Linked DNA regions of Homo sapiens: regions 2 and 3 are each linked to region 1. The links are chromatin loops, found by intact Hi-C in ENCODE. Cell type or tissue: B cell. All regions are shown on one strand. Each heading gives the region's core, and the rest is flanking DNA. Links, peaks and the distances in the headings are about the cores only. Region 1 overlaps GPAT3 (glycerol-3-phosphate acyltransferase 3). Region 2 has its middle 24 kb from the start of ABRAXAS1. Region 3 has its middle 110 kb from the start of GPAT3.

What was found. Peaks named below come from ENCODE experiments on the same cell type or tissue, not always from the same donor. Only the 100,000 strongest peaks of a DNase experiment are listed, where the experiment ranks them.
Region 2: a loop joins it to region 1, with 6 times the contacts of the local background. A loop is called at or near these places in 12 of 110 quality-filtered maps.
Region 3: a loop joins it to region 1, with 3 times the contacts of the local background. A loop is called at or near these places in 4 of 110 quality-filtered maps.

Annotation. Positions count from the first base shown.
Region 1 is chr4:83,579,085-83,586,332 of GRCh38, forward strand. GPAT3 (glycerol-3-phosphate acyltransferase 3) reads left to right here. Exons shown (of 12, transcript NM_032717.5): 3 at 2,478-2,748. Among named protein-coding and RNA genes, the nearest start is that of GPAT3, 47 kb to the left of the region's middle. RefSeq lists a silencer at 3,452-3,746. In B cell, for the core only: a CTCF peak has its summit at 3,318 (motif pointing left); a DNase peak (open chromatin) is centred at 3,047; H3K4me3 peaks cover 707 bases; H3K27ac peaks cover 1,340 bases.
Region 2 is chr4:83,505,179-83,512,426 of GRCh38, forward strand. No RefSeq gene overlaps it. Among named protein-coding and RNA genes, the nearest start is that of ABRAXAS1, 24 kb to the left of the region's middle. In B cell, for the core only: CTCF peaks have their summits at 4,068 (motif pointing right) and 4,267; a DNase peak (open chromatin) is centred at 4,113.
Region 3 is chr4:83,641,880-83,649,127 of GRCh38, forward strand. No RefSeq gene overlaps it. Among named protein-coding and RNA genes, the nearest start is that of GPAT3, 110 kb to the left of the region's middle. In B cell, for the core only: CTCF peaks have their summits at 2,982 (motif pointing right) and 3,187; a DNase peak (open chromatin) is centred at 3,002; H3K27me3 peaks cover 248 bases.

The DNA of each region.
Region 1 (7,248 bases), core at 764-5,763:
TCCTTCCTTCCTTCCTTCCTTCCTTCCTTCCTTCCTTCCTTCCTTTCTTTCTCCCTCCCTCCCTCTCTCTCTTTCTCTCTTTCTCTTTCTTTCCTTTCTTAATTTTTATTTCTTTCTCTCTCTCCCCTTCCTTCCTTCCTTCCTTCTCTCCCTCTTTTCTCCCTTTCCCTTCCCTTCCCGCCCCTCCCCTCTGTTCCCCTCCCCTCCCCTCCCCTCCCCTCCTCTTCCCTTTCCATCTCATTTTGTCACCCAGGCTGGAGTGCAATGGCATGATCATGGCTCACTGCAGCCTCCATCTTCTGGGCTCAAGTGATCCCCCTGCCTCAGCCTCCCAAGTAGCTGGGACTACAGGCACATGCCACCATGTCCAGCTAATTTTTGTATTTTTTGTGGAGACAGGTTTCACCATGTTGCCCAGGTAGGTCTCAAACTCTTGGGCTCAAGTGATCCGCTCACCTTGACCTCCCAAAGTGTTGGAATTACAGGCATAAGCCCCCATGCCAAGCCCCTATTGCTTTAATTCTTAAGGTGACTAGGTATAAACTTTGCATGTAGGACAAAAACTCCAAAATCCCCATATATCCCACACCTAAAATCATAAAACATTAGCCCTGTAAGAAAACTAAATTGTTTCCATTCTCTCAGTTTATAAAAGACATCAGTCATGGAGCTGGTGGTTGTCCTAAACAGGACTTGGCTTTTGACTCCAGGTCCTCTTTCCTTTCTCCTCTAGTGTAGTATTAGTCCTTCCGAAAACTGAACTATTACAGCTCTTTCTACTAATACACGTATAACTCTTTCCGGGATAGGTAATACAGCACTGTCCATTTTCCTCATTGATTTCCTAGTAAACTGGAAAATGAGGTGATCAAAAAAGATCTTCTTTCAGGGAATTTAACATCTTAATTACTATCTCAAAAGAAAATATTTTTCTTTGTAGTCTAATGTCAGAAGTAACCTTTTGTGATACACCCCAAAGGAACCAATGAATGATCATATGACTGTGTATATAGCTACTCTTTATTCTTTGAAGACTTTCTCATTTTTTGTATTTAATAGTTAGAATTGAATGACAGTAGTCATTTTTCAATTCATAAAAATTTATGCTGCTTTAAAAAATCATTTAATTATTTTCTTGATGGAAAATACAGTAACAGCACAGAGAGGAAAACCTAATCCTATTGTCTAGAAATAGCTACTTAATGTTTTCATTTTTACATTTTTTCTATGTATATGTATTTCATAGAGTGAAACTATAGTTTTAGATTCCGTCTTTTCTTGATTAACATTATAGTATTTGTTAATGGGTGCATTTTATATCATTGTTTGGATTAATTGTAATGAAGAATGCTACAGTGAACACCCTTGCCTACATTTGCCTACATTTCTAATTATTTTCTGATGACAGATTCCTAGAATTGGAGTTATTGATCATCAGCAAAACTATCTTCAGTCTTTTCATTGCCAAACCAACTTTGACAAAGTTGCTACTACTTCCGTACTTGTACAAGTTGAATATGAGAGTACCTGTGTCATTTCAAGTCATTGAATAAAATGCTGCTGATTTGATACTGTAAATAGGCCTTTGTCTAATTCACATTTCCTTTTTCACTAGTGAAAAGTTGTATGATATTAACTATTAATATTCATGTTGTTTCTGTGAACTTTGCTTACTTTTATGCAGGAGGCTGTGTTTTTCTTATTAAATAATTTTCATATATTAAAAAATCGGCCGGGCGTGGTGGCTCACGCCTGTAATCCCAGCACTTTGGGAGGCAGAGGCAGGCAGATCACGAGGTCAGGAGATTGAGACCATCCTGGCTAACATGGTGAAACCCTGTCTCTATTAAAAATACAAAAAATTAGCCGACTGTGGTGGCGGGTGCCTGTAGTCCCAGCTGCTTGGGAGGCTGAGGCAGGAGATTGGCATGAACCCGGGAGGCGGAGCTTGCAGTAAGCTGAGATCACGCCACTGCACTCCAGCCTGGGTGACGGAGCAAGACTCCGTCTCAAAAAAAAAAAAAAAAAAAAAAAAAATCAACTTTTTGCCATTTATGGTGAATCTTTTGCCATTTTGCTTGCTTTTTGATTTTATGGTTTTTGTCAGGGAGAACAGAAGTCTTTGTTTTTACACAATCTAGAGTTATACTTGGGGAGAATTTTGTGTGTGTGTGTGTGTGAGTTCTTTGTCTAATGGTATGCAGGGAAGAATTCCAAACAAGAGGATTATGGAGGACCAAAAACCCCTCTTTATAATTAACAAAGATCATGAGGTAGAGGCCATTTCATGCAGACACAGTGATTTCACCTCTTTTCCCACTGCAATTGTTTGTCTCTTACTTCTGAAGATGGCTGATGTCACCCATTAAACTTATTTACTTGTTTGGCATATTTAACTTCTACACAGTTAAAGTTGCCCTTTTGGTCAATTCTTCTGTCGTATGGCATTTTCTCATGTCCTGATGCTTTCTTTTAAGGTATTATCCAAAGAGATGAGTCACCCATGGAAAAAGGGCTCTCTGGTCTACGAGGAAGGGACTTTGAGCTGTCTGACGTGTTTTATTTCTCCAAGAAGGGATTGGAAGCCATTGTAGAAGATGAAGTGACCCAGAGGTTTTCCTCAGAGGAGCTAGTGTCATGGAATCTCCTCACAAGAACCAATGTAAATTTCCAGTACATCAGTCTGCGGCTCACTATGGTGTGGGTGCTGGGCGTCATAGTGCGCTATTGTGTCCTACTGCCTCTGAGGTAAGTCATATGCCTGGTAATTTGATGATACGCTTGACTCAGCTTTCTTTTTGAATCATGTACATAATGGCCACGTAAGTGTTCTGTGGTGCTTATTCCACCCATTCCCACGTAGGAAATGCCACCAAACATGACCTCTAAAGGAATGTATTACGTATCCATTTTCCTTTCACAATTTTTCCCCAAATGAAGTTGTATATTCAGAATCCAATGTATATCTTAGAATCTGGATCCACTTTGCTATTAGAGTCTGAGCTAACTTGAGGATGGAGAGAAAAGGGAAGTGAAGAAGAAGAAGAGGAAGAGGAAGAAGAAGAAGAGAGATCATCAACAGTTTCATATTCACTAGAGCATCAGCCAAACTGTAAGAGCTGACCAGAACCCACTGCCTTTCTTTGCCAGTCCATAGCACTTCATAACTGCATAAGAGAGAAAAAATTCTTGAGTGTGGTTACACGTGGGAGAGAGCCATTTCGAAGTGTGTTTGTTCCATCCAATTCATTGTGATCACGGACTGCTCTTATTAAAGTGTCCCCACCTGGGTCCCCTTCTGCTTCTGAGCTTGAGTGCCACCTGGTGAGGAGGCAGTGTCAAGCCTAGTTTATGGAAAGCACGATGTGGAACATGAGTAGAAGGCACTGCGTGGTGGGATGAAGCTGTAAGTGGCTGAGATCTGATTAGCGTGGTGGTAGCAGTAGTAGGCACGTATACCAGCCACAACATTATTGTTGATCATCTTGCTTCATTTCCCTGGACATGGCCTTGGCATCCTCTCAGCAGAGCTTTCCAGGCAGTGGCTACCTGCCAACTAAACTTGGCACATGAATTGAAATCTTTTTACCACCCCCAGGGTGGCCTATGCTTGCCTCATTCAGATTTATTACCAGGGAAAGTATTGCTTAACTACAGGGAAATGCAGATTTCTAAGAAATTATTTCTGGGTTGTTGTTGTTGTTTTTTTTTGCCCATATTGCTAGTTCAGACATTGGGGCATAGTATGTCTTTTGGGAATCATTTCAGCTGTGATAATGAAGCGAAATTCAAGGTTTCACATATAATTTTGCTTGAACCTTAAACTAGTGCCCCCAAAACAGGGTTCGTGTACTCTGGGAGTGTACAAGACTATCCATTGGCATGCAGGAAGGAAATATTAGAGCTCTTATTTACTAAAAGCTTCTGTTCTGGCTGGGTGCAGTGGCTCACGCCTGTAATCCCAGCACTTTGGGAGGCCGAGGTGGGCGGATCACAAGATCAAGAGATCGAGACCATCCTGGCCAACATGGTGAAACCTCATCTCTACTAAAAATACAAAAATTAACTGGGCGTGGTGGAGCACACCTAGTCTCAGCTACTCGGGAGGCTGAGACAGGAGAATCGCTTGAACCTGGGAGGCAGAGGTTGCAGTGAGCTGTGATCGTGCCACTGCACTCTAGCCTGGCAACAGAGCGAGACTGCGTATCCAAAAAAAAAAGAAAGAAAGAAAGAAAAAAAGCTTCTGTTCGCTTTATAACTAGAGCTTCCATTTATTCTGTTTTCATTCTTAAAAAGAAAAAGCCCAGGGGCATGGTGGCTCACACCTGTAATACTAGCACTTTGGGAGGCTGAGGTGGGCAGATCACTTGAGGCCAGGAGTTCGACTGGCCTGGACAACATGGTGAAACCCCATCTCTACCAAAAATACAAAAATTAGCCAGGTGTGGTGATACGCACTTGTAGTCCCAGCTACTTGGGAGGCTGAGGCAGAGAATTACTTGAACCCAGGAGGCAGAGGTTGCAGTGAACCAGGATCACGCTACTACACTCCAGCCTGGGTGACAGAGCGAGACTCTTGTCTGAAAAAAAAAAAAAAAAAAAAAAAAAAAAAATGAAGCTGGGCCGGGCATAGTGACTCTTGCCTGTAATCCCAGCCCTTTGGGAGGCCGAGGTGAGGTCAGGAGTTCTATGTCAGCCTGGCCAACATGGTTAAACTCCATCTCTACTAAAAATACAAAAATTAGCCAGGTGTGGTGGCACATGCCTGTAGTCCCAGCTACTTGGGAGGCTGAAGCAGGAGAAATCACTTGAACCCGGGAGGCGGAGGTTGCAGTGAGACACTGTATTCCAGCCTGGGTGACAGAGTGAGGTGAGGCTCCATTTCAAAAAAAATAAACAACAACAACAACAACAAAAACACATGAAGCTTTAGTCAAGTTTAATATATGGATTGGTTCGTATCCAAGGTAACCTGAAGGAAGAATGAGGAATTCTACAGCACAGTGCTTGAGATGCCCTTGTTTGTTGTTGGTTAGCTTTCACCATGCTGTGGGGGCCCAGAAAATGCTGTTATGATTCCCTTATCTACTAAACAAATGCTCACAAAATAGATAAGTGACTTAAAATATTTTTGCAAAGAAACTATGATTTAAGATAATAAAGCAATGTAAACATTTATTACTTCTTGGCCTTTGGGCTAAGATCAAGTGCAGTGATATAAGCATCCAAGAACAAAAAGAAAATGCAGAGTTCAGACTCCTACTCTTAGTGGATACTCTTCAGTGTGGAAGAACTGCTTTGTAAATGCTTTTTAAAAGAAGCACCTACTACAAAATGAGCTTTTCAAAAACCAGATTGTATTAAGATACAATGTGGTGATGGTTGCACAACTCTGTGAATATGACAGAAACTACTGAATTGCATACTTTATTTTATTTATTTATTTTTATGATGAGATAGAGTCTCACTCCATCACTTAGACACAATCTTGGGTCACTGCAACCTCTGCCCGCTGAGTTCAAGCGATTCTTATGCCTCAGCCTCTCGAGTAGCTGGAATTACAGGCATGTGCCTCCATGCCTGGCTAATTTTTGTATTTTTAATAGAGATGGGGTTTCACCATGTTGGCCAGGCTGGTCTCAAACTCCTGACCTGAAGTGATCCGCCTGCCTTGGCTTCCCAAAGTGCTGGGATTACAGGCGTGAGCCAGTGCCTGAACTGAATTACACATTTTAATGGGTTGAATTGTATGGCATGTGAATTGTATGTCAATAAAGCTCTTAAAAAACAGACTGTGGCTGAAAACTTATGTCATCTATGAGAACTCTAACATTGCCTCACTTAAACTGGGATACATAATGTTCTGGCCTGTTAATCTAGCAAATAAAAAGTTTCAGTAGTTTTGAACCCAATTGTTAAACATGTTAAAATGAAACTCCTTCTGATTTAATGGATGGGAACAAGTGATTCTCATTGGGGCAAGATGGCAAAACATTATTTTAAAAGTTTTGCATAATTGATGATGAGATTAAACAATAATTTAGTTATTGCATCAGTAACTGACAAGAAAAAAGAACCTGACCTTCAAATTGCTATGTCAAGTCTTTAACAAAATTTAACACCTTATTTATCAAGGTATTTATAGGAAAGCATGTTCAAAAAGCTTTCTTCTTGCTCAAAATTGTAATAGTATTAATTATATTTATTAGTTATAGTAATATATCATGTTATTAAGTTATAATTATAAAATTGATAGTTATAATTATAAAATTAATAATATATATTAATGTATTACTTTATTATCCTATTTTGAGTGAGGACAAATTGCAACATTAATATAATTTCAAAATACTGTATTTTTAAATAAAAATATTTATACTTTTTTTTACGTTTCCAGATGTTTTATAATGTACATTATATCAGTACAGAATATGCACATTATTCTTAAACACATTGGGCTGCATGTTCAGATGTGTTATTGATGGAGTGTTTCTCCAAATGGGTTAAGATTGCTGCCTTTTACGCTGTTTCTTTTTTTTTTTTTGAGACAGTCTCACTTTGTTGCCCAGGCTGAAGTGTAGTGGCACAATCTTGGCTCACTGCAACCAACCCCTGCCTCCTGGGTTCAAGCGGTTCTCGTTACAGGGATGTGTCACCATGCCTTCCTAATTTTTGTATTTTTAATAGAGACAGGGTTTCACCATGTTGGCCAGGCTGGTCTCGAACTCCCCACCTCAAGTGATCCACTCGCCTGGGCCTCCCAAACTGCTGGGATTGTAGCCGTGAGACACTGCTTATTTCTCTTGTTTTAAATAATGCTAAACTGCTATGTTAAATCATAATCTCCTGAAAGACAGAATAACATAATGCTTATGAAAATGAATTCTGGAGCCCTGGGTTCAAATCCTGGCTCGGTTGCTTATTTTCTGTGTAACTTTGGGTGAGTTAGTTAGCCTTTCTATGCTCCAATTTTTTCATGTGTAGAATGGGGATAATGATAATATTATTGCCTCATAGAGTCTTGGGGATGATTAAATGTGTTAAATATAAAAGGTACTTAGAATATTGCGTGGTGTATAGTGTTAGGTGTTGCTTCATCATCATCTAATGTGAAACCTGGGATTGGTTAAGACAAACGATTTTATGCTCCAAATATCTGATCAGAAAGTAAAGATAGCTACGTGTCAGCAGTAAATGAGCTTCACCCTGGAGAGGGTTACTGTTCCTGACCCTTAACCTTAGGCAACC
Region 2 (7,248 bases), core at 1,504-6,503, 73 kb before region 1:
TGACACACGCTGCTGATGCAGGTGGCCTTGCGCCTTGGGACTGGGCCTGAGCAGGCAGGAGTCACTCATCCCCTTAGGCTTTCAGGCCCTGGGGAGAATCTTACATTCTTGTCTATTTGGTTATAGCAAAGGGAAAAGGAATGACTTTCTCAATAACTACTTCAGGCATGACATAGGGGGTGGCGTGGACACCTTGGAAAAAGAAAACCTTAATTTTTTGGGTATTCTTGAGAGATGGGTTGGTAGCCACCACGTCGTTCTAGCAGGAGCATTGTTTGGATTGTCTGGAAACACATCTGTGCCTGCAAGACAGTTATGTTGAGAGGACAAGGCGGTGTTGACAGGGAGAGGCATGGCCTCATTTGCTGCTTCACAAATGAAAGACCATGTCTGGATTAAGGAAGGGAGGTAATTCTTGAGTGGCTCAGAGTCTGGTAAGGGTGGAGGCCCCAAAACAAAAGTTTGGCCATACATGATTTCAAAGGGACTATAAAAAGAGGATGTCTTTGGTGTTGTGCAGAGTCTCATGAGGGCAAAAGGGAGATTTTTTTGTTCACGACTGGTGGGTGTCTAGAGCCAGCTTGGTGAGTTGGGCTTTAAGGACAGAGATAACTTTTTAAACTTTGCCTGAAGATTGAGGCCTGTAGGGTGTGTGGAGGACCCATTTTATACCTAAGGATGTAGAGACGCCTTGGGTAATTTGGCTGGTGAAGGCAGGTCCGTTATCGGACTGGATGGCTATTGGGAGTCCGAAACCGGGAATTATATGCATGATGAGAGTTTGTGTGACAATATTTGCACTTTCTGAAGTTTGTGAAGTTGTTGGGAATGCTTCTACCCACCCGGAGAAAGTACAGACAAAGACTAGAAGATAGCAGAGCTGTTTATCGGGTGGCATGTGAGTGAAGTCTACTTGCCAATCTTGCCCAGGTACCTGGCCCTGGGCTTGGTGGGTAGGAAAAGTCCGAGGCAGGAGGGAGCCCTGGGGTGACACTGAGTGGCAGATAGAGCAGGACTGGGTAATTTCTCAAACACGGCTGGAAAGGTGAGGACAAGTGAGAATAGGGCGGAGAAGTTGCAGGAGAGGTTTGTAACCAACATGGAAAGAGTTGTGGAGGCTTTGGAGGTGAGGAAGGCTTTGAGAGTGAGGAAGAATAAAGCTCCGTTTCTTGACATACCATGGTCCTTGCTTTTGAAGGTTTTGGGCCCGGAAGTCCTCCTTTTCTTCTGAGGAGTAAAGAGGAGAGAACAAGGATAGGGACAGAGCATGGCTGGGTTTAGATGGGAGCTGGTTAGCATGGTGATGTGGGGAGTTTCAATGAATAGAGCATACAGTTGGAGGAGCTGTGGGGCAGAGAAGAGACTTAGTACACTGCGGTGAGCCAGCATGTCTTTGATGTTATCGGTTGAATAAACTGTTAGGTTGGCATGGACAGAAAGTTTTAGGCTTTCAAGGCCTAAAAGGAGAGCAGCTGCCACCAATGCTCAGAGACAGGCAGGCCATCCGGGAACTGTGGCTTTAAGCTGTTTAGAGAGGTAGGCAACAACCTGGAGAGTGGGTCCCTTAGACTGGGTTAGAACGCCTAATGCAACTCCACGCCGTTCATCGCTATAGAGGGAGAAAGGTTTGGTGAGGTCTGGGAGAGTGAGGAGAGGGGCTGAGATGAGAGCCTTTTGGAGTAGATGGAAAGGTTGGGTAATAGGCTGTGCAGGGTTTGAAGGCCCATGGAGAGGGCCTTTAGTGGCTTGGCATAACGGTTTGGCAAGTAGAGCAAAGGAGGGAACCCAGAGTCTAAAATATCCTGCTAGTCCTAGAAAAGAGAGAATGTCTTGCTTAGTTTGTGGAGGCGGGAGGGACTGGAGGAGGGATACGTGGTCGGTTGTGAGCCCTCAGGTTAGCGGGGTAAGGGCTAGGCCTAGATAGTGAATGAGGGGGTGCATATTTGTGCTTTCTTAGGGGAGACCTGATACCCCTGTTCTGCCAAGAAGTTTAAAAGAGAGAGATACTATGGGCGTTGCAGTCTCTTTGGGAGGGGCTACACAGGAGCAGATCATTAACACATTGAAGGAGAGTGGACAGTTTTAGGGATAAGGTACAGAGGTCACAAGCAAGGGCCTGTCTGAAAAGGTGGGCGCTGTCTCTGAAACCTTGAGGTAGTACGCACCAGGTGAGTGGACGTGAAATGTGGGTGTCAGGGTTTTCCCACGTAAAGGCAAAGAGGTTTTGGGAATCAGGGTGTAAAGGAATTGTGAAAAAGCATCCTTTAAGTTTAGGACAGAAAAATGGGTGGTATTGGAGGGAACTGCGGAAAGTGAAGTACATGGGTTAGGAACTACTGGACATACTGGGAGTACAGCTTGGTTAATGAGCCTGAGGTCCTGGACTAAGTGATTAAGTTCCATCTGGCTCTTTAACAGGTAGAATTGGTGTGTTACAAGGGGAGTTTGTTGGGCAGAATAGATGACTGGTGAGGAGGTGAGAAATGATAGGCTTTAGGCATATGAGAGCTGCTTGGGGGATGGGATACTGCTTCTGTGATAGGAAATGGGTGGGCTGTTTAAGGGTAATGTGGACGGGGCTATGGTGTTCTGCGACTGAGGGTGTGGAAGTATCCCAAAAAGCGGGGTTAACTACGGATGGGGGATAAGAAAAGGTTGCATGTTTTAAGGTGGGAGGTTGGAGGAGTAGAAGAAAGTTAGAAGCCCCAGAGGGGTCTGGGTTGATGTGTTGGATACGATGGGGAACGTGGAAGTGGAGAGTATTGTGAAGTTTTGAAAGGATATCTCTGCCTAGGAGCGGAGATGGGCTCGAGGGCAGGACTAAGAAAGAGTGAGTGAAGGAAAAGGTGTTCAGGGAGCAGAAAAATGAAGTGGGGGGCTCGGGGTTTGGAGACTTCTCTATCAATTCCCACAACAGAGACTTGGGAGGACTGGATGGGTCTTGAAAAATTAGGTAAAGCAGAGTAGTAGGTTGCTCGGTATTAATTAAAAAAACATACTGGCCTACCCGCCACCATCAGGGTTACCCTTGGCTTGGATGAAGCGATGGTAGTTGCCGGGGTGTCCGTTCCAGGGCACCATCAGTCTTCAGCGGCTAGGCCAATGAGATCCGGGTAGGAGGTTCTGGCCAGCTCAGGAAGGGATGGGGCAGTCCTTGCGGGGGCTGCTCACAGTCCCACTGCCAGTGGGGTCCTCTGCAGAGGGGGCACGGCTTGGTGGTCTTACTTGGGTTTGGGCATTGTTTGGACAAGTGGCCTTCATTGCCGCACTTGAAACAGGTGCCAAGTGGAGGTGGATTGCTAGGAGGCTTCTGTGTGGAGCTGTGGCCTCGTGGGCCTGCAGGGCCTCTAATGGCAGAGGCAAGCATTTGAAACTCTGCGTGTTTTTGCCTTTTACTTTCCTCATCATGATTGTTAAAGACTTTGAAGGCTAAATTAAGAAGGTCTCGTTGTGGGGTTTGAGGGCTGTCGTCAAGTTTCTGAAGCTTGCACCAAATATCGGGGGTGGATTGGGAGATGAACCAAAGGTTTAAAATGGTGGTTCCTTCTGGGCTGACTGGGTCTAGGTTGGTATATTTTCTCATGGTTTCAGTTAAATGAGAGAGAAAAAGGGCTGGGTTTTTGTCAGGACCTTGGGTGATTTCTGAAAGTTTTTCATAGTTTACTGCTTTATGGGAACCCTTTTTGAGTCCTGCAAGAAGACACACAATCATGTGGTCTTGATGGCGGCATCCAGAGGCCCCCGTTTTGATAATCCCAGTGGGGGTCCTGGTTGGGGACCCCCTTTGCACCAGTAGGCTGGGCAGGAGCTTGGTGATGAATTGTATCAGCGTATACCTGAGCTAGGGTCCAGATATGGTCCCAGTCTTCTGGGGTGAGGGTGGAAGAGAGGATAATGTAGAGGTCATGCCAGGTTAGTTCATAAGACTGCATAAGGTACTGAAACTCCCAAATATAAGAGGTCGGGTCTTCTGAAAATGAACTGAGTCTTTTGTTAATTTGAGAGAGATCAGTGAGGGAGAAGGGAACATGAACTCTAACAATACCTTCAGTTCCTGCTACTTCCTGAAGGGGGCACTCTAGCACAGGAGCTGAAGTAAGAATGGGGCATGGGCCAAAGATGGCGCCTGAGCCAGTATGGGCAGGAGAGAAGGAAGAACTTGGAAGTGGTTCCTGCTGAGGGTTTGAAGGGGGAAGGGGAGTTAACAGGCAGTGGAGGATAGATAGGGGCGTAAGGTGGTGGAATGGGTTTACAAACCTCAGGAGAGGGCAGTAGAGGAGGAGAATGGGTACAGGCAATACTAGAATTGCCCTGAGGAGGGGATGGTGTAGGAAAAGAAGTGGATACAGCTGACTGGGAAGATGGTGGCTGGGAAGATGATCACTGGGAAGACGTTGGCTGGGAAAATGGCAGCTGGGAAGATGGCGGCTGAGAAGATAACAAGGAGGCTTGGGGGGTTAAAGAAGATGATTGAGAGGAAGGGGTAGGGGCTGGGAGGGGTGAACAGCAGTCAGCTAGATTGAACGAGGGAAAAAGAGGTAGGGTCGGGAGGAGAAAGGCTATCAGGGCGGTGAGAATGGAGGAGAAGGATTTGAACAGATAAGCAAGAATTGCAGAGGTCAGGTTGTGAGCTGAATGCAAAAAGGCCTGGACATAAGGAATTTCTCCCCATTTCTCCAGACGTTGGCAATAATTGCTTAAGTCAGTTAAAACTGTAAACTCGAATGTTCCATTGTGGGCCATTTGGAGAGGCAGCCTAGAGGGTTGTTTTTTGGAATGTAGGACCAGGAGTTTCCCATAACTGAGGGTAGGCTCGGGAGAACAGGGAAAAGTAGACCATCCTGGACAGCCGGAGGGAGACAATGAAAGGAGCAATCATCACCGCTGCCTTTTTCGTTTGGGAACAGGATCAAATGGCTTAGAGGTGTCCCCCTAAGACCAGATGATCAGCAAGTGCCTGGCACACATGGGAGCCTTCTTGGACCAATGTTGGATTTTCGTACCGGAGAAACCAAGAGAAGCCGTGCAGATTTTCCCCTGTAAACCAAACCAGGCTCCCGGGGAAACTTACCAGTAGGCGAGTCCAGTGATGGATGTGCATGCACAGAGAGGTGACTGGAGGCTGAGGAGCTTCCTTTGTCTGGCTACTGTGGCCTGCTTTCTGGGGTGGAGGGGTAGGTCCATAGGGGATGCAGACCTGAACCCCTCCCGGGTTTCGGCACCAGATGTAAGAGTCTTGTATCGGTCTGAACCCTGAGAGCGAGCTGACAGACAATATGGGGCGGTGTGGAGCAACATGCTGTTTTAATGAGCGCCTGGGTACAGGCAGGCTCAGGCCTAAAATGGCGTTAGCGGGCCAGTTTCAATCTTAAGCACATTGTTGACAAATAGACCACTTTCCAATTTAGGGCAGCACTATTTGCAGCTCTCTACCTTATGACCTCTTACTACAAATAAGACTTATGCAGTGATGATCAAAACTTGGGGAAAGGGTTGCCTGAGCTGAAAGAGAAAACTAAAATATATTTTGGAATCTCATTTTGAGTCAATTGTGAACTGTTTCTTTGTTGTGGGAAATCATGTGAATGGACCCTTTAATTGCACAAATGTAAAGCAAGCACTTATCCTTCATTTTTAGGAGGAAACTGAAAGAAAAGATTGTAGATGTTTTAGACATAAGTGGTGGGCAGTGCCAATTTTAAGTAATTGTGTATGGTTAAATGATTACTGTGCCCTGGGACTCATTTACTTCTGTGTTGAAAGATGTTTCTTGACTTTATTTACACCTGATGAGTGTGGTACAGCAAAGTAGACCTTCCCTTGGGAAGATAGGTGTGAGCTTACTCAAGAATTGCTTTAGTCTGGACAACATAGTAAGACCCTGTCTCTGCAAATTATTTATTTATTCATTGATTTATTTTATTTTATTTCTTTTTTTGAGACAGTCTCACTCTGTTGCCCAGGCTGCCGTGCAGTGGCGCCATCTCTGCTCATTACACCCTCCTCCTCCCAGGTTCAAGCAATTCTCCTGCCTCAGCCTCCCAAGTAGCTGGGATTACAGGTGCCTGGCACTGTACCTAGCTAATTTTTGTTTCGTTTTGTTTTTTTTGAGGCGGAGCTTCCCTCTGTTGCCCAGGCTGGAGTGCAGTGTTGCAATCTCGGCTCACTGCAAACTCCACCTCCCGGGTTCAAGTGATTCTCCTGCCTCAGCCTCCCACATAGCTGAGATTACAGGTGCCTACCACCACACCTGGCTAATTTTTGTAGTTTTTAGTAGAGATGAGGTTTCACCATGTTGGCCAGGCTGGTCACAAACTCCTGACCTCAAGTGATCTGCCCGCCTTGGCCTCCCAAAGTGCTGGGATTACAAGCATGAGCCACCATACCCAGCCTATTTTTGTATGTTTAGTAGAGATGGAGTTTCATCACGTTGGCCATCACTGGCCAGGGTGGTCTCGAACTCCTGACCTCAGGTGATCTGCCCACCTCAGCCTCCCAAAGTGTTGGGATTACAGGCATGAGCCACCATGCCCGGCCTACAAATTATTTTAAAAATAGCTGGGCATAGTGGCACACACCTGTAGTCCCAGCTATTCAGGAGGCTGAGGCAGGAGGATTGCTTGAGCCCAGGAGGTTGAGGCTGCAGTGAGCCATGATCTTGCTACTGCACTCCAGCCTGTGTGACACAGTGAGACCCAGTTGGAAAAAGAAAAAGAAAAAAAAGAATTGCTTGCCGAAGATCAGAGATTTTGTCCTAGAGTCTTTACCTTCGACCAGGAGAGCAGTAAGGAGGGATGAGACTGGGCTTGGCATAACCCAACCTATGCTGGATTGTTGATAACTTACACATGACTATAAGACTGAGTAAATCACAATACAGTGATGCTTGCTTTAGAAATGACGGCTCTAACAGCAGAGTGGAAAATAGTTTGAAAGATGCAAAAGTGGATTCCTTCTAGGTTACTCTGTATTTATAGTCCTTTCTTCACCAGGCATGGGATCATTTTATTCATTAACCTCCTAAGATTCATCATCATATCTGGGATATATATAATATATTATGCCTTCCACATTTGCCTATGGAATAAATGGACTTTTTCATTAGGAGATTACTAATAAAGTAATTATATGTATGGAGTAAGACATCCCCAGATTGTCAGAATTTGAAAATAAGAATATTCTTTGAGAATGAGAATAATATATATATTTATTTATTGCCTATCATTTCCCCCCTCAATTGCTTATTCT
Region 3 (7,248 bases), core at 950-5,949, 63 kb after region 1:
AGGCGGAGGTTGTGGTAAGTCGAGATTGCGCCATTGCACTTTAGCCTGGGCAATAAGAGCGAAACTCTGTCTCAAAAAAAAAAAGAAAAGTCACCAATGTTTACTCCTGGCTTCACTCTTATTAGCTCTGTGACCTTCAGCAAGAGTCTTAGCTTTCTTAGTTTTCTCATTTAAGTAGTGGTACTCAACTTGTACTAGTACTCAACTTGTAAGGTCATTGTGAGTGTTAAATAAATATGTCACCGTATTAGCATATAGTAAGGGCTATATACATGTTGAAAGAATAATTAGAAAAAAGTGAAGCCTTTCTTAAGTGCCTTTTAAAAGTAGGCACTACATGGCTAAAATCCATTTATTAATGCTATAGAGACTTGATTATTGTTCATATAATTGATTATTGTTTGTTCATATAATTGATTACTGCTGTCTTAATTGGGGACCAGTGTCACTCAGAAAGAGTGTTGACAGTATGGAAATTACAAAAGATGTTGTTTTTATTTACTATGTTGAATGGTGGTATGAGGGAATCACTGGACTAGCAAAACTCTCTTAAAGTTTTGACATGGGATGGAGTGTGTGGTGGTGGGGACCCTTTTTCCCACTGTTGAGGTTTTATTCTTGTGGAGGGAGCTCCACTAGTCTAGGATTTCTGGATGATGTGTGTTCCTCTTAGGCTCAGACATAGTGTCTTCTCTAGGTCCCTTCCTTGGTGTTTTTATGCCCCTTCCTTGCTCCTTTCTGGAAGATACGTCACTTATCTGACTGGTGAATGTGGAAGGAATAACTGACCAAATGGCTCAGCCTCTTCCCTTTTTCTCTTGGGAGGAGCCTGTCTTCTGGAAGCTTGCATTCCACTCTGATCATCCTTGTCATAAATGCACCAGGCAGGCCCTGTTTTTCAGAGGCTTGCCCAGTCCAGTGGTGCTTGGGATTCAAAAGATAAGCAGTGGCTGGGTGCGGTGGCCCACGCCTGTAATCTAAGCACTTTGGGAAGCTGAGGGAGATGGATTGCTTGAGCTCAGGATTTTGAGACCAGCCTCGGCAACATGGTGAAACTCCATCTCTACGAAAAATACAAAAATTAGCCAGTCTTATAACCAGGTCTCAAAAAAATAAATAAAAATTTAAAAAGACCAGCAGTTTAATTCTTGAGTGCAATGTGATCTACTTGCCTAGAGACGTAGCCTCATTTTTCAATATTAACAATGTGATATCTATTCTCCTAGCTGCCTTATTCTTTGGTCGGATTTCTTAATTGCCTCACAACATTTGTGAGAAAGATGAATGTCATTTACCAAGCCTGTTGAAATCCCAGCAGTCCTGTTAACAATGAATTGTGCACATTCTACTGGGGACTTCCTTCCTTTCCTTTCCTTCCTTTCCTTCCTTTCCTTCCCTTTCCTTCCTTCCTTCCTTCCTTCCTTCCTTCCTTCCTTCCTTCCTTCCTTCTCTCTCTTTTCTTTTCTTTTCTTTTCTTTTCTTCTTCCTTTCTGTCCTGAATCTCGCACTGTCACCTGGGCTGGAGTGCAGTGGCGCAATCTCAGCTCACTGCAACCTCTGCCTCCTGGTTCACGTGATTCTCCTGTCTCATCCTCTTGAGTAGCTGGGATTACAGGCACACACCACCACACCCTGCTAATTTTTGTATTTTTAGTAGAGACAGGGTTCACTGTGTTGGCCAGACTGGTCTCAAACTCCTGACCTCATGATCCGCCCGCCTCGGCCTCCCAAAGTGCTGGGATTACAGGTGTGAGCCACTGTGCCTGGCCAGGGACTTTCTAAGAGCCTGAGTGGAATACACTTCAGAATTATCTATTGAAGGGCAAGGGAGCTAGGGTGTCTATCCACCAACTCCTGTCCCTCACTGGCTGAGGGTTGCTTAATTCCCTGGTACTTTTAGCTTGCCCATTTTGTCGCTAGCAGAAGTCCTCGGCCAGAGAAATGCAGGTGTTTGATGCGGGAAACCAAGAATAAGATGAGAACAATCTACTGAAGCGCCAAGTAACTTTCAGTGTGTCCTGGGGAATGGTTGGGGCACTCACAGTGCCAGCGATAAGGTTCTCTGAATTCCCGTTGGCTATGCTAGTACCCTTGCTCTGTGATTCCACAGATGTTTCCTTAGTCAAATCCAGCATTGGATGGGTTTATTCTGTCACCTCAGCTGTAAGCTCTATGTGGGCAGGGACCAGATGCATGCTATTCACTGTGGTATTCTCAAGCCTAGATGATCAGTAAATATTTGTTAAATGTAGCCGGGTGCAGAGGCTCACGCCTCTAACCCCAGCAATTTGGGAGGCAGAGGCAGGCAAATCACTTGAGGTCAGGAGTTCAAGATCAGCCTGGCCAACATGGTGAAACCCTGTCTCCACAAAAAATACAAAATATATATATATATATTTTAGTCGGGCGTGGTGGCACGTGTCTGTAATCCCATCTACTTGGGAGGCTGAGGCAAGATAATCGCTTGAAGCCAGGAGGCAGAGGTTGCAGTGAGCTGAGATCACACCACTGCACTCCAGCCTGGGCAACAGAGTGAGACTCCATCTCAAAAAAAAAAAAAAATTACTTGTTGAATGAATGCTGTGGTCGGGAATGAATAAATGGTCACAGTGAAAAAATCATATGCAATTATTTTTAAAGCTAGTTTTGGTGTTTTGTAAGAAAGTACATTTGCTATACAAAGAATTGTACTGCTGAAACACAGAGACATGAAGTGCATGGTTTGGACCCACCTGATGTTAAGTTTGAAATAAACTTGCCTTTTACAACTTTATGGTCCTAGAAAAAGGGAGATCACATATTTTCCTTTCTTAGCAAAAATTGTTATCAAGGAATAGTTTCCATGAAGGTAAAACAGAGTAAGAGATTTGTTCTATTTGAAGTATTTTAAATAGGTTCTGTTTGTGAAGTTACTTGTCAAAGTTTCTCAACAGGAGAGAGATGGATTTCAGTGCTGAGGATATGATGATGTAATGTGACAACATTGCCAGTAGGGGGTGCTGTTTCACGTAGCATTAGAAGCTTTATGGCTTTGGATTCTGTAAATAGAGTTCACAACATTATTCTCGAAATGAATTAGATTAGTTTCCGAACGGTTGATAGGATTTTTAACGTCAGACAGGCAATAAAAGAGAAAGCACCAAAATCAGTCACCCCACTCCATAAGCAAAAAAGTCTGAGGGAGATAAAATCTGTAATTCATACAACTGCAGCCAATATGGGGAAGAAATAATAAAAAAGAAAAAAATGGCTAATTCCAAGTTGATTATATGCTCCAGTGTGGCCTGGATAATTCCAGTTTTGAAATACTATTCTGGATGGGCACATATGCTGAGAAAAATTCAGATATAATGGATAGTGGATAGTTTTTGTTATAGAGTCAAGAGTTGCTTGAATAGATAGCTTTAAGATGAACTGGGAAGTGCTGGGCTTAACTTTGTGAATTACCACATATGAAATACAATTATGCTCACAAATTACTATATTTAAAAACAGCTCACAAAGTAATTCTCATACTCCTGCATTTATAACTTGACAAACTGCTGAGCTGTCTTAATATTTCAATTGAATCTAATAAACACTTACTGGGGGTCTACTGTGTACCAGGCAGTCTGCCAAGCACTGGGAATCCACAAATTTTAGTAAGACAGAGCCCTCCCTTTGAGATTAGCCTTTAGCCAGGGGTTTTTAGGCCTTATAGAGACACTGCTTCTTTTCCATCACAGCCAAAGAACTCAGTCCAAGAGCTGTGGTGCAAGGAGAGGAGTGGTTGTTCCCTGCCTCCATGGTCTTCCTGTAGCAAGGTCTCTGCTCCTCTATACGAAGACCTTGTTTAGTCTGGAGGCAACCAAGAAGTAAGAATTGCCAACACACTGGTTATTCCTCTTGCATCACTCCTTTCAATGCAGAGGGAAGAACTACGGTCATTTTAGATGTTTATCAAAATCCAGTTAATAGATTTAAAAAGGATTATCATTCATCATACCTAAATGTCATAATCACTCCCTTTTCCAGGATGCCCGAAGAAGGCTCAAAGACACAGTGAAATGGCCAAAATAATATTCTAGGACTAGCCTAGAATATTCTAGTCTTCTCGCAGGTTCTAAAATGACAGCTCTAGTGCCAGGACACTAACACGACTGCCCCGAGATTTACCCCTTCCTCTCCCTCCAGAAACATTTGAGACGACAAAAGTTTTCCCATGCAGCAGCAGAAAGCTATCCAATTACTTTCTGGGGAGTGAAATCTTTTAGAAGACACGAACATCAAAGATTTTGAAATGGGGTCAAAGAACAAGGGTGTCTTTGGAAACACACAGTCCTGGTCTGGATTCCAACCTAATTTTTCAGCCGTGTGATTTTGGGCAATTTACTAAGCCTTGGCTTTCTCCCTTAAAAACAGGAATTATCATTCCTAGCTCTTAAGATTGTTGCAAAGTTTGAAATAGGATAATCTATGGAAAAGCACCTATAATAATTCCTGGCATGGTGGGCATCCTAGAAAGTGTTAGGATTCTCCCTTCCTTCTTTGGAGGGGATATTGGTCATCAGTTATGTGATCATCAAACCACATGTAAGCATGTTTAGTATCCAAGCCATGTCATCAACACAGACCCATCGTTTCCTCCTGACCTGCTACTAATGCCCCTTATTTTGATAATAATGTCAATACGCTCTTTCATGGTAAAGTCAATGAACAGCTATGATCATGAGGGCTAATTCTGAAAGCATTCATAGGCAAATCCAAAGCAGGAAGAGGCTATTTATATTTTTCCTTAGTTTTCTTATAAGAGGCGTACCTGAAAGCTGGCGTTCTGAAAGAAACTGATTAAATGACGCATCATTTTGATGCATTCCAGAGCCTTCCCCTTGTTTCCTGTGTGATTCTCAGCCTGCCAGCTCAAGTGAAGTGAGGAACAGCTTCTCTTCATATGCCATGCACAATATGGGAGCACAGCAGCTTTTGCTGCTGATGAAAATATTATGGCCTCAGTTCTCTGTAATCAATTTACTGCTTTATGGACCCAAAGTCCTCCAGAGAATTTAATAAATTCACATAATGTTTCTAAGTGCTGCATTGTGCATTTGGAGCGCTGATTTAGCTGACAAATGTGAAAAATTCGTGTAGCTAGACAACTCCCTAGTGATTAGACATGTGTGGAAGCTAAAGAGACCACGTTGCTCCAGAGAAGGTCAGCATTAACATAAAGCCCAGAATCTTCTCTTCACTAGCCTCATGTCCCTTCAGCTCTGATGGATAACACCATCTGACCAAACATTTATTTGGGGGGTAGGGTTTTACTCATTTCCAGTGGGGCTGTACTTTTGATTCTCTAAAAGTCTGCTCTGGTCTAGGCAGAGTGAAGAATGACAAAGTTAAAGGTGATAGTGTAATGTGTGACTAGGGTGGCACCTACGGATTCAGAGGATGAAATGGTCACTAAGTTATGCACGTTTGACCCTGAGGGATGCCAGAGGTTTCTAAGGGAGCATTTTGTGGGACAGCAGCACAGAGTCACTTGTTTAAAACCAGTTCCATTTAAAGTTATATTAACTCTTTCTGCACATCTCTCTCTTCCATTCAAATTTCTTTCCAAATGTAAACAGATTTACCAAAAATAATTATTAAACCACTTTATTACTCAAAATAATCTTCTATCTTTACTAATGTACATATAAATATTCTGCATCATGATAACCAATCGATTACATTGTCCTAACAATGCCATTTTGTATTCCCCTTTTCCTCTTTAATGTTACTTCATACAAACAACAAAAGCGTTATTTTGTGTCCATCAAAGTGGGCCACAGAGCTGTTGTTTCAAATAGGTTTTTAGTATTTAATTTCTGGTGCTGTATTGTTACAGAGACCATCATTATTCAGAATTACTGCAGGTTTTACTGTTAATTTTAGCTTGAATTTTGGTTTTCAGCTCAAGCAAAGATTTAAGATTTACCTTGAGTTCTCAAATTAGGGGCAATCTGCAATGGATATGGGGCCTAGAGATGTTGTAATAGCCCGTGTAGAAACAAGCTGACGCCTGTTGCACCTCCTATCCTGGTGATGGATGACCCAGCTGATACCTCTACTCTGGCAGGCTCTGAGCACTGGATGAGTGACTGTGGACTCTCTCCTGGGGGACCCAGAAGGTTTGGAGCTGCTCCTATGGCTCTGGATCTGGGTAGAGACACCCAGATGCTTCACTGATGAAAAGGGAATGCCACTTCCTGTATTTGGATACTGTAAGCAATGCTTGACAGGTGATCTTTCTACCACTGTCAAAACAGCCGAAGAGTTGGGGAAACAAAATGTGGTCAAGTATTAACAATCAGAGATAGAATGGGAATGAATATTCCTGTTCATGAAAGACTCTGTAAAACACTTAAAGAGGTATATTCTGAGCCAATATGAGTGACCGTGGCCTGGGGAACTGTATCAAGAGGTCCTGAGAAAGTGTGCCTGAGGTGGTTGAGTTACAGTTTGGTTTTATACATTTTAGGGAGACCAGGAGTTACGGGCAAAGACATAAAATCAATACATGGGAGGTACGTATTGGTTTGGCCCAAAAAGGTGGGAAATCTTGAATAGGGGGTGGTGCTTACAGGCCACAGGTGGATTCAAAGACTTTTCCGATTGACACGTGGTTGAAAAACTTCAGCTTTGTCTAAAGACTTGAAGTCAGCTGAGCCTAGAAGGCCTGGAAAAGGAAGGTCTGGCTGCATTGATGGAGATTCTCTACAGATGCAAACTTCTCCTACAAAAGATGGCTTTGCAGGGGTATTTCAAAATATGTCAATAAATATGTTTCGGGGCTGGGCGCGGTGTCTCACGCCTGTAATCCCAGAACTTTGGGAGGCCGAGATGGGCAGATCACTTGAGGTCAGGAGTTCAAGACCAGCCTGCCAACATGGTGAAATCCCTTCTCTACTAAAAATACAAAAAATTAGCCGGGCGCGGTGGCACGCATCTGTGATCCCAGCTACTTGGGATCACTGAGGCAGGAGAATTGCTTGAACCCGGGAGGCAGCGGTTGTAGTGAGCTGAGATCATGCTATTGCACTCCAGCCTGGATGACAGAGTGAGACTCTGTCTCTCTCTCTATATATATATTTTTGAGAAATATATATAATATATATATTTTTGAGAAATATATAATATATATATTTTTGAGAAATATATATAATATATATATTTTTGAGAAATATACATAATATATATATTTTTGAGAAATATACATAATATATATAT